Linked DNA regions of Homo sapiens: region 2 is linked to region 1. Evidence: chromatin contacts called from ENCODE Hi-C data. All regions are on one chromosome and are shown on one strand. Each heading gives the region's core, a stretch centred on a gene start or an enhancer-like site at or near the end of the contact. The rest is flanking DNA. Distances are from core to core; before and after follow the strand shown.

Evidence for each region. Hi-C counts contacts between places; a loop is a spot of excess contacts on that map. Pooled maps may share reads with other maps.
Region 2: a map of CD4-positive, alpha-beta memory T cell shows a loop between it and region 1 (9-fold over the local background). The contact joins two enhancer-like sites. A Hi-C loop is called at or near these places in 18 of 168 maps with a recorded cell type or tissue (A673, B cell, CD4-positive, alpha-beta T cell and 12 more), 32 of 37 single-sample maps with no recorded cell type and 27 of 50 pooled maps.

What each region holds. Positions count from the first base shown.
Region 1 is chr6:79,567,909-79,573,990 of GRCh38, forward strand. It overlaps a transcript of SH3BGRL2 not described here. Among named protein-coding and RNA genes, the nearest start is that of LCA5, 34 kb to the left of the region's middle. Within about 2 kb of position 2,508, at least 9 of the 41 ENCODE cell types and tissues checked have a DNase peak (open chromatin) inside an H3K27ac peak, as active enhancers do.
Region 2 is chr6:79,861,504-79,867,585 of GRCh38, forward strand. LOC107986614 (a long non-coding RNA gene) reads right to left here. Exons shown (of 3, transcript XR_001744216.3): 3 at 1,239-4,214. Among named protein-coding and RNA genes, the nearest start is that of LINC01621, 52 kb to the left of the region's middle. Within about 2 kb of position 3,053, at least 2 of the 41 ENCODE cell types and tissues checked have a DNase peak (open chromatin) inside an H3K27ac peak, as active enhancers do.

The sequences.
Region 1 (6,082 bases), core at 1,258-3,757:
AATAGGAAATGGGCAGCGACTATGGATATCCATTTCACAGAAGAGGAAAAACCAATGACTAGTAACATAAAAAGATGTCCAACCTCATTCATACTTAGAAAAAAGCTGAAATATCATTTTGTACCCAAAACATTGGCAAAAATTTTAAAGCTGACAAATCAGCTTGCTTGTGAAGGTTAGGGACAACAGGAACTGCTAATACTGCTAATGAGGGGTTAAATGGTCCAACCCCCTTTGAGAATAATTTGATTATATTTAGTAAACCTGAAGATGCGCACACCTAACACCCAGCAATTCCACATGTAGGTATACACCCCAGACTATAGAAACTCTCACATATGTGCAAAAGGACACAGGTACTAAAATATTTATTGCAGCACTGTTTTTAACAGTAAAAAATTGGAACCAACATAAAGGACCATTGACAGGAGACTGGAGAAATAAACTGTGGTATATTTATACAATGAAATATTTAAAATATAGCAGTGAAAATGAATAGACTATAGCTTCATGTGTCCACGTGAATGACTCTCTCAGACATAATGCTGATGAAAATGAAAGTGACAGAATATATAGATTGCAGTTTCATGTATATGAAATTCAAAAACATGCAAAACCCAACAAACATATTATTCAGGAATACATACATTTTTATAACTACAACAAAAAAAATTGGAGGAATGATAACCCATAGCTCAAGATAATGATTACCTAGGAAGCAAGGATGGGAGTAAGTTGAGAGGAGTGATGATGCTAGGTGGGTACACAGGAGACTTCAAAAATATGTTAAGAGTCTTCATTCTTTTCTTGTTTTTTACTCTTTTTAAACTAACTTTTTAATTTTCTGTAGTAGGAATTTTATTGTGGTAAGAGTTTTCATTCTTAAGCTCAGTGGTAGGTGGGAGCAGGCTTATTTTATTTTTCTTATCTATATTGTACATACTTATTTTATATTCTTAGTATGTATGAAATAATTAAAAATGAATTTTTTTGTTACTATGCATAATATGTGTCAATGGAAAGAGTCAAACTGTAGAATATTGGAAGAGATTTATTCTAAGCCAAATATGAGTAAGCATGGCCTGTGACACAGCCCAAGAGATTCTGAGAACATGTGCCCAAGGTGGTCCAGCTACAGCTTGGTTTTATGCATTTTAGGGAGAATTAAGACATCAATCAATACATGTACGATGTACATTGTAAGATGTACGATATACATTGGTTCTGTCCAGAAAGGTGGGACAAATTGAAGCTTGGGGTGGATAGTTCAAGGTCATAAGTCAATTCAAAGAATTTCTGATTGGCAATTGGTTGAAAGAGTTATTACCTAAAGACCTGGAATGAATAGAAGGGAGTGTCTGGGTTAAGATATGCAGTTGTGGAGAACAAGGTTCTTATTCTTATCCAGGTAGCAGGCTTCAGAGAGAATAGATTGTAAATGTTTCTTATCAGACTTAAAAAGGTGCCAGACTCTTAGTTAATTCTCTCCTGGGTCAGGAAAAAGACCTGGTAAGGGAAAGAGATTCTCCCAAGAGACAGCTTTGCAAGGGCATTTCAAAGAAATATATTTTGGGGTAAAATACTTTGATTTCTTTCAGGGCCTGCTATCGGTTATGTTAAGAGTCTGTTTTGTTAGTCTTAAGGTCTCTGTGTTAATGTTAATGCTGGTCAATTGTGCCTGAATTCCAAAGGCGGAAGGGTAAAATGAGGCATGTCCAACGTTCCCATCCTGTCTTGGCCTGAACTTTTTCAGGCCAACAACTTTTTTCAGGTTAACTTTGGAATGCCCTTGGGTCAGGGGGGTGCTTAGAATTTTATTTTTGGTTTACATATGTATTAAGCTAAATAACCTTCTTCTGGTTTGTATCCTAATTCTAAAGTGGGTTTCTTTGCCTAACTTGTCCGAATGCATACCTACAGTAGTCTCTTTAATCACAGTGTCTGCTTGGTTCCAATTACTGTCTGTAAAGGGAATTCTGTCTTTATACCTGTATCTTCCTTTGTAGAGAATTTACACCCAAACTGTATAGAGTAAGACTGTCAATGGGAACACGCAGAAAGGATAGTTTTGCTGAAATTGAGGGCTGAGATTACGGATAAATTGAGAGATTTCTACTTTGCTTTGTGCTGAGTAGCAATGGTTTTCATGTCTACAATTTTTAAATAACATTAAAAATAATCCATTTCCCCTTCCTTTTTCACAACTCTCCCCACACTAAATATCTTTAAGAACATATGGTAGTTACAAGGAAAAGCCAAGTGAATATCTGAAACATTAATGTGCCATGCTGCTATCATTACAAGAATAAAGAAAACTGGGAATCCAGAAATCTCCTAACACAACAACTGTTGCCTGCCAATTCTTATATCAAATAAAAATCATCATCTAGGGCAAGGATGGTTGCACGGTGACTAAGCAGGCAGATGGCAGGTGTGAGGCAAAACACTCTGGAGTGCTAGCTCAAATCATTTTGCATTACTCACTGCTGGAAAGATAGGGAATCAAAAAACAAATTGCACATTGGACTAGGAGTAAAATACTGAAAACTCAACTCACAGAAATATAAAAGGTAAAGAAGACAACCACAATTGTAAATGTCATGTTGTAACTTCTAAAGCAAATTCTTTAGGTCTGCCCTGTGATCTTTCTCTGCCTCCATCTGATTTAAGCCTCCTCTATCTGTCCTTGTGATTCACAAGAAGGTAATTGTTTCTCCACTTTACCAACCCTGCCAGAACTGGGACCACCTGTTTCAAAAGTAACCTGGCTGCATTCCTGAAGGCAATGTTCCAAGGCTAGAGATAAGATGTTAACCACCTCCTTGCCTGGCAAGAACCCATGGTGGTTCACTGCCTTAGCAGTGGGTCAGTTCCTGGGAGTGAGCAAATCTAATTTTCATATATTAGATTCAGGGAAAAAAACAAAAACTCAAGCACTCTGTTTTATTTGCATAACTGCTTTACATATTGCTATCATAAAGGAGATTAGCTTTAACGAATATGAATGTAATTATAGAAAAGGGCCCTAGGTGGAGCCTCAGTACTGGTGGCAACAAATGGAAGAACAAATTGAAAATACATCGAAGCCCTCCAAAAATTACATAATTGCATTTTATAGAACTAACCTGTTTGTTGTTATTGTTGTTTCTCCAGCATAGGAAACAGCTGGATATAAAAAAGATGCTTTGTTAGTTAAGAATAAACCTTAAAAGAGCTTTGTTCTGTAATCAAGAATGAAAGCGCATTAATGCTGGTATTCTGTCTCTGATGGAGTTTCTACAAGGCAGTGTGTATGGTAGAGAACTGTCCCTAACCTTAGCACATTCTCCTGAATGAACGTCTCTCCTTTCTCCTTATAAGGACATTGCCACTTGTTTATCTATTTACACATAGTAAAACCATCTTACATTGTAAAAGAAATAATCAGGATTATTTTTAAGATGACTTGCTTTTATTAGATTATAAACACAGAACCTGTAAGAAGTCAAAATCACTTTTTTCTGGTTTTGTTTTGTTCTGCTTTGCTTTGTTTGTCACCACTGACAAATAACCTAGACAGACTTACTAGGTTTTTTTCCCAGCTTTATTGAGGTATAATTGGCAAATAGAAATTGTATATATTCAAGGTGTACAACATGATGATTGGATATACATGCACACTGTAAAATGATTACCACAGCCAAATTAATTAACATATCCATCACCCAACCTAAGAAATTAAACACTGCAAAAACTTAAAATCTATTGGTAACACCCTTTGATCACAGCCAAGTCCCTTTACCTTCATGGCATAGTTAATTTGGTGTTTATGATTTAAGTATATGTATAAAATTGTACTATATACATATATATCATTAAATAAAACATAATGTATCAATACTTCTAAACTTATATACTTGGTTACATACTATATGTGTGTTCTGCAATTTCTTATTTTCTCAGCATTATGTTTGTGAGGTTTACCCATAATGATCTAAGAAGCTCTATTCATTTTTTAAAAAATAAACTCTTTTTTTGGAATAATTTTAGACTTTCAGAAAAGTTGCAGAATACAGAGAATTTCCATACACCATTCCCCCAACCTCTTCTAATTTTAATATCCTACACAACAATGGTACATTTGTCCATACTAAGAAATTCACATTGGTATGTTTTAATTACCTAAACCACAAACTTTATTTGGATATCACCAGTTTTTCCACTAGTGTCCTTTTTCTGTTCCAGAGTTCAATCCAGAATACCACATTGCATTTAGTATTAACTCATTTTTTCTGCTGTATGATTACACTACAATTTATTTCCTCATTATGTTGATAGATGTTTAGATTTCATTAATGTACCTGATGATATCGTTGTATACACATATGATATCTTCGTGCACGTAATATGTAAAGCATGCTCTTCAAAGTAGTAATATCAATTTATTTACAGTCTCACAAATATATTAAATTTCCCACTGCTCCAAATTCTTTCCAACTCTTGGTATCATGAGATTACATTTCTACCAATTTTATGGGTATAAAATGGCATCTATTTTTATTTTATTTTATTTTATTTTATTTATTTATTTATTTTGAGACATAGTCTCACTCTGTCGCCCAGGCTGGAGTGCAGTGGCGTGATCTCAGCTCACTGCAAGCTCTGCTTGCCGGGTTCACGCCATTCTCCTGCCTCAGGCTCCCGAGGAGCTGGGAGTACAGGCGCCCGCCACCACGCCCGGCTAATTTTTTGTATTTTCAGCAGAGATGGGGTTTCACTGTGTTAGCCAGGATGGTCTCGATCTCCTGACCTCGTGATCCGCCCGCCTTGGCCTCCAAAAGTGCTGGGATTACAGGCGTGAGCCACTGCGCCTGGCCTATTTTTATTTACAATTATTCTATTACTAGTGAGATTGAGCATTTTCATGTGTGTTCATGTTAATTGCTATTTGATTTTTTGGTAGGGATTTGTAGACATTTTATATATATGTACACATACTCTATGCTAAATATTTGTTGCCAATATGCATTGCAAATGTCTTCTCTAGTTAGTGGTTTGTCTTCTCTCACTTTTTAAAATGGTGTCTTTAGATGCACAGACATTTTAAATGTTAATGTGGTCTAATTGATTCATAATCTTTTCCTTAAAGGTTTCATTTTCTATTTATTGATATCAAAATCTTTCCCAACTCTGAAAGCACAAAAATATTCTTCTATACTTTATTCCAAAAGTTTGAAGATTTTACTTTGTATATGTTGGTCTTTACTTGAGGCAGATTTTGTACATCATGTGAGGTAGAAATCCAATTTTATTTTTCCCTCTGTATAGATACCCATCATCTCAGCAGTATTTATTAAATGGTTTATCTTTCCCTACTGATCTGCAATGCCACTGATGTTAAATCTCAAGTTTCCATACGGGCCTGGATCTGTTTCTGGATTCTTTGTTCCTTCCACTGTTCTCTTTTCCCTATTCTTTTGCTAATACCACACTATTGTAATTATAATATTTTTATTATTAAGTCTTAATATCAGGATGAGGTCCCACTTTGTAGTTTTTCTTCAAGAGTGACCTGGTTATTTTTGCCCTATGTTCTCTCATTTCTTTGGAAGGATTCTAATGACTCCTTCTTTGTTAAAGTCCACAAAACAAAACAAAAACTTGGTGGAATCTGGAATTGTGATGAATTTGAAGGAAAATTGATATCTTTATGTTCCGAGTATTTGTATCCACATACATGATATATTAGTAGGTCTCTTTTAAAGTATCAATAAAGGCTTATAAATTTTTCTTAAAGTCTGCACAACTATTGGTAAATTTTTGATACCTTATTTTTGTTTTTAAATGTTACTTTAAAAATTATATTGTATAACTATTGCTGATGTAGAGGAATGCAATTGATTTTCATACATTTAAACTTGCTGAATGTATTACTATGTTTAACAATTTGTCATTAGTTTCTTTTGGGTTTTCTCTGTGGAAATTAATTTTTTGCAAATAACACAGTTTCAATTCTTCATTTGCACCCTTTGTATGTTTTATTTGTGTATTTCCTCTTGAATTCTCTAATTACTAGGTACAAGATTCTATGTGTGTCTGTTTG
Region 2 (6,082 bases), core at 1,803-4,302, 290 kb after region 1:
ACTCTGTGAAATAAAACAGGTGAGCAAAATGTATTCATTGTTTATCATGTGCCCTATTGGAAGATGAGCCCCACAAGAGAAGCACCTTATCTTACACTCTATTGTACCCTCAGTGCTTATGGCAGTGCCTGGCCCATGGTGGGCCTCAGTAAATACCTGCAGAAGGTAAGGCTGGGAGCACTGTCTGCTTCTTTTGTGCTGCTTTCCTGGTTTCTCTCCTCTCTTACTCAAATGACCTCATTTGGGTGATCTGGCTTATGTGTTTAGTTAGAAACTCATTAAAATATTTTATGCCAACAAATTCTCTAGGAATGTAATCTTGTTAATCCATTCATTCATTAATTCATTTATTAAGATCATATAGTTGAAGGCCTATAGTGTCTCCTGACTCAAATATATGGCCCAGAAACAATACTCAGCGTGTATTTCAACTATAAGATAATGAGATGTCATTTAAATAACCACTCTAGGCTAAGCCATTGGGTACAGAGGCCAGCGGGGAAAAGGGATAAGTTAGGAACAGTCAGGGTTGAGATCAGGAACCAACTTTGCCATTGAACATGCGTGGGAGGGGTGGCCTGCCTTCCAAATCACAAAATAAAAGGGATCCAACCAAGCTGGCAGCTTTATCCAGGGTCTTCTGTGGTGAACAGAGTGCCACAGAGCACCCTGCAGACGGGGTAATCATCAGGTCTGGTCCTAGCTAAATGGAGGGGCAAAAGGACCCATTTGAATTGAAACAAGTCCTTAGTCAGCAACTGAGCTGACTCAGGGTTCAACTCCCAGGAAGTTCACAGTTGAAGTAGTCTGGGCCTGACTAAGAATTCACACGTTCTCCAGCTCCAGACACATGACCTGTATTTTAGAACAGAGTCCAGTGCCAGCAGGAGACTGGAGAACGAATCAGTGACCAGTGTGCACTGCAGTCTGCAGCCATATTGCAGTCTCCATGAAACCCTTGGTTTTGGTCTTTCCTCATTTAGGGGGCTGGGCTTTCATGTGCATTTGAAAGCCAACATCCTTTAGTTCTTGGAAATGTCACTTATTACTTCTTTAGCAATTACCTCCTTTCCATTTTCTCTCTTCCAGAAATTCTTAATTAAATCTATTTCCTAGTTTGATCCTTTAACTTTTTTATTATTTCTTTTTCTGTTTTCCTGTTAGAAATCTGTAGGGGCTTTTGTTTGTTTTGCTTACCAGTCTATTTCCTTAAATTTATCTCCTAGCAATTCTACTGATTTCAGCTTTCAAATGTTAACTTCTAAGATCCTACCAGTTCTTGTTTTATGGATATAGTGTATTCTCATCTCCCTCTGAGGAATGTGGTTATAAAGTGTTTGGGGCTGTTACTTTTCTTGCCTGTATAGTTGCTGAATCCTTTGAGTTCCTCTTTAGTTTTTCCTTTTTTGTCTCTGCCTTGCTTCTCGAAGACTTCCTTGACATCTGTTCCTCTTTGTCAGTCCTTACTCATAAGAGTGAGCCCCTTGAGAGTGGAGTGAAGCTCTGTGTTCAAGGCTAGTCCTTATTTCCTGGTTAGCTTCACTGTGGGATTATGGGTAGAGATGGCCATTTTGTTGAGTGACCCTCAAATACTGGCATCTGTAGGTCTGTTCTCCTGCTCAATCTGTTTATCCAGAGAGCATCCTCCACTCTCCTAGCTGGAGAGCTAAGGCTGGTCACCAGAGAATGGAGGTTGAGTTAGGCAGGGGCTCACTACTTGGTATGTAGACTTTCACTGAATTCCCTGCTTCCATCCTCTTGCCTCACCTCCTCCACTTCTCCCAACTGGTGTTCCTGAATCTGTCCCTTCTTTGGGAACTTCAGAAAGTTAATCAAGTCTTTCTAGCAAATTCTAAAGATCACAAGGAATAGCTTACTCAGTGGGATCATTTTTACAGGGTTGCAAATCAGAACTTAAAGACATTTTTCAGGCATCGCCTTTTGAGGACAATGATTAAAAGGGGCTAAAAAAAAATCATTAAGAGCTTAGTAATAGAACAGCCTGATTGTGCAGGCTAGGATATTCACATGCATGCTCCCAGACACTTTAGGGTATAGGACAGGGCATGGGGTGGGAGTGGAGGGGCAGCCCAGGGACTTCCACGTGTGTCTTGTTTTGGGTTCATAAGAGGAGACTATGGGGTAAATCACTTTACCTTCACTAGTGAAATTAAATTAGAGGGTTAGAGTGTGGGATCTTTAGGTTCCCTTCAGCTCTAAGATCATCTGTTCTATTCCACAGTAATGAAGTCATCTCATTTTTATCCCTGTAGATAGCTAGGATGAATCATATACAGACATAAATTCTACTTCAAGACATTAAGGTGATATGACATGAATGTCACAAATAACAATAACATCTCCCACATCTTGTGGTTTGAAGGGATAAATGAAGAAGCAGTGTTACCTGTGCTTTGCACTTGTAGTTATGTGAGCTTTTCTGTCAGGCATGAAAAGGCAAAGGCTGTAAAATGGTTTCTTTTAAGGCTTGTTAACATTGGAATTTTATATTTCAAAACCTGCATTATATATTTAGGAAATAAGAGTGAAACAAACCAGTGTGGGTGGCTGGGGATGAATTTGAATGTGTAATTATACACATCACTTCTGAAGGGCAGCTGCAGGAAGCATGTTGATACGCTGCTCTGGGGTCTATGAGATTGGTTGCTAATGAATGCTTAGCACACACACATTTACACACACAGACACAGTCATGCATGACCTTGGCATCTGCCCTTGGAAATGTCTGGAAATGCTTTCAACACTGCCTTTGTATACAGTGAAGTGTCCTGGTAATCAGTCTTATGAGATACTGGGAACTATTTCAGCAAAAAATAAAAAAAATAAAGAGAAGGTATTATTCCTCTGGAAAACCTTTGTTCTTCCATAAGATTAGTTCCTTTCCCTCATACCTCCTTGGGATAAGAGTTTTCTCAATTAGAAATGTTTTTATCTGCAATTTTTAAGGGAATGGCTTCCTGGCACCCTTGCAGGTCTCCACACAGGCCCTGGAGGTGAGGCTCAGCTGCAGCCTGACTTGGCTTGGTGAACGAACACCTTGTCATGTTCTCAGGAATTTGGCATGAGTGGCAGTTCCGTGCGGTGCTGTCAAGGCTGTTGCCATTCACCTCCCTACCTTGTGGGAGGTTGTCACAAGGTCATTTCCCATCTGTTTTCCTGGTTCTGGTGAGGTATGGGACTTTCCATCTGTCCCCCTTCTTCAGGAACTGTTGCAGACTATAAAAGTGCTTGGCTGGAGCCTAGAGTTGTTGACTTCTCAGTCACAGGGTGAGGAGTGACCCACTGCTTGTGCTCCCCATCATCTCCCTCCTTGGCTTGGTGTCATCCTGTGGAACAATGGTGGCAGGTAGCTGACACCATGCTGATCTTTTATGCTGTCTATATGAGTTATAGATTGGCTAAATCCATTTTGGCTTGTTGTCTCCTTACCAGCCGAATCTCTAGAAATATGGCCAGCAAAGCTAGCAGCCGCCCCCATGCTATTGCTTAGTGACTGCCTGGCTGCTTGGTAGAAAACTCAACCAGCTTAAGAAAGAAGGGATGTCTCCTTTCCTCACATGCCAAGAAGTCAGGACACAGGCAACTGTTAAGTCAGCGACATGATGTCAGGGCTGATCCACTGCGAAAATTTCTCAGTCATCTTCGTCCTAAGATGGCTGTTCTGGTTCTGGATATCAAATCACATCTGCATTTAAGGCAAGATGAAGCAGTGAAAGCAGGAATCATCATCTGTCTGCTTTATTATGAAAGCAAAAGCTCTCTCAGAAATACTCCAGCAGACTTCACCTTGTGCACCATTGGCCATAACAGGATCATAATACCCTGAGCTTAAAAAAAAAAAAAATAGTTTCTGAAAAAGAGGAGCTAGATCAGCATGATGGGCCTACACTAGACCAGACTCGTCAGAGTACACATTTGGGCTGGTCTCCTTACCTTTCTGAACCAAACATGAGTTTCATTGGTGGGACATAAGAAGAGTATAAGTTGGATAGGCAACAAGTTGTATCTGCCATTTGAACCAGTGTTGCCAGTCCCAGCCTCTTATCCCAGCTCAGTAGGGAAGACCTGTCAGTCGCTGACTCTACTATCTCTTCTTGCTTGCACATCAATTATATCTCATATTTGAACTGACCAGTGAATAACTGGGGCATTGCAAACACAATTTCCAGTTCTTCAGAAACTGTAAATCCAATCTGAAAGAAAACAGTTGAGAGTTGTCACGATCAAGGACTATAAATGCACCAGCACCTGAACTCCTTCCTTTTCTTACCTGACAACATCAAATGTTTAGAAGCAAAATGACATTATGTGAACATTGAGAGTCTGATGCCACCATAAGCTTACCCACCTTTGCAGTATTCCAAATAAAATAAATTTCTTTCAGGTAAGAGTACTACTATATCCCATCTTGTTTAAGTAAGAGATAATTGGGATTATTGCCTGCGTTTGGGAAATTGATACAAGAAAAAGCCAACCTACTTTGTCTGGAGGGTAGAAAGTTATTCAAATGCTAAGATAGGAACTAATCCCTCAGGAGCTAGGCTATGAGAACTTAGCCTACCTTTTCCTTCTCTCCTACCTAACTCCTAAATATCCCTCAAGATGCTGCTTAAAAATAATTTTCTTTTTCATGTGTTTATTATAATGCTTACCACTGGCACACTGGAATTATTTACTGAGACAGTTGTCTTACCCACTACATTAGGAAATTTTCCAGGGGAACAGTTTTGTTCCAAACACTTAGCACAAAGTAGAATGCACAGTAGTAAGTTCTTAACATGTTTTTGTTGAATAAAATCTATTTATACCTTCCTTGATGGCTGTCAAAAAACTATTTAAAACATGCATAATTAATAATGTAATTAAGTTCTATATCTTCATTGAAGCACATCAAAATAAAAAGTGCATTTATGGTCCAAAACAAAGACACAGGTAAAAAGCAAATTCAAACCAGGAAAAATATCTGCAACTCTTATCATATAAATATGATTTATTTCCTTAATATGTAAACCGTTATAAATTGAGATGAAAAAGATCAATCAGCCAAAAGATAAATGAGCGAGGACATGAACAGACAGTTCACATAAAAATGACCCTTAGTGAGATGACACACAACCTTACCCATACTTTTAAAAATGCAAAGAAATGATAAGTGAGAAGCCATTCTCACTTATCGTGTTGGCAAAAATCCAAAAATTCTGTAATATACTCTGTTAGTGAGACTGTGGGAAAGCAGGCACTTTCAACATTTCTGTAGGAACCCAAGTGGTACAGCTCTGAGAGGGGACCATGTAGCAGTTTCCATACAGTATTACAGATGCTTTCACCCTTTAACTCAATTAACCTATAACAGGGAGTTTATCCTATGGAAATCTCTGCACAGTTACAAAATGACATGCACAAGTGATGTGTTATGGTATTGTTTGTAATAGCCTAAGAAACAACCCATTTCCATAAAGAGAGGACTGGTTAAATAAAGTGCAGTATGTCCTCAAAATGGAACACTAGGTGCTGAAAAAGAATGAAGACAGCCTCTCTGTTACATTGTGGGAAGGTATCCAGGATAGATGGCTCAGAAGAAAAGTTCAGAATAGTGAACACATTATGATGCCCATAGTGTCATAAAGAAGAGGAAAAGAATATGTATTTGTTTTGGTTTGCAACTGCATAAAGTACTGGAAAGGTATACTGTAAGGAGGGGGGCTGACCGGGTGGATAGAATAGAAGCAAAACTCAACGTATAACATTTTTATTTTAAAAATCCATGAATTAAAAATAATAATCTACCTGTGAATTATTACTTATTAAAAATTAAAAATTTTAAATCATACACCTTGCACATAGTGTTTACAGCCAAACTGCATGTGTTTAAATTTCTGCCTCACTTACTACATAAGTGAATTTTGGCAAATTTCTTAACCCCTTTCTTTTTTTGTTGATGAGTTAATAAATACAAAGGAATCAAGCCTAAAACACAGTGAGTTCTACATGACTGTAGTCTGTTATTAATACTGCATTTAACAGTAATAATTTTGAAGAACACTTTAACCCTTTAGTGATA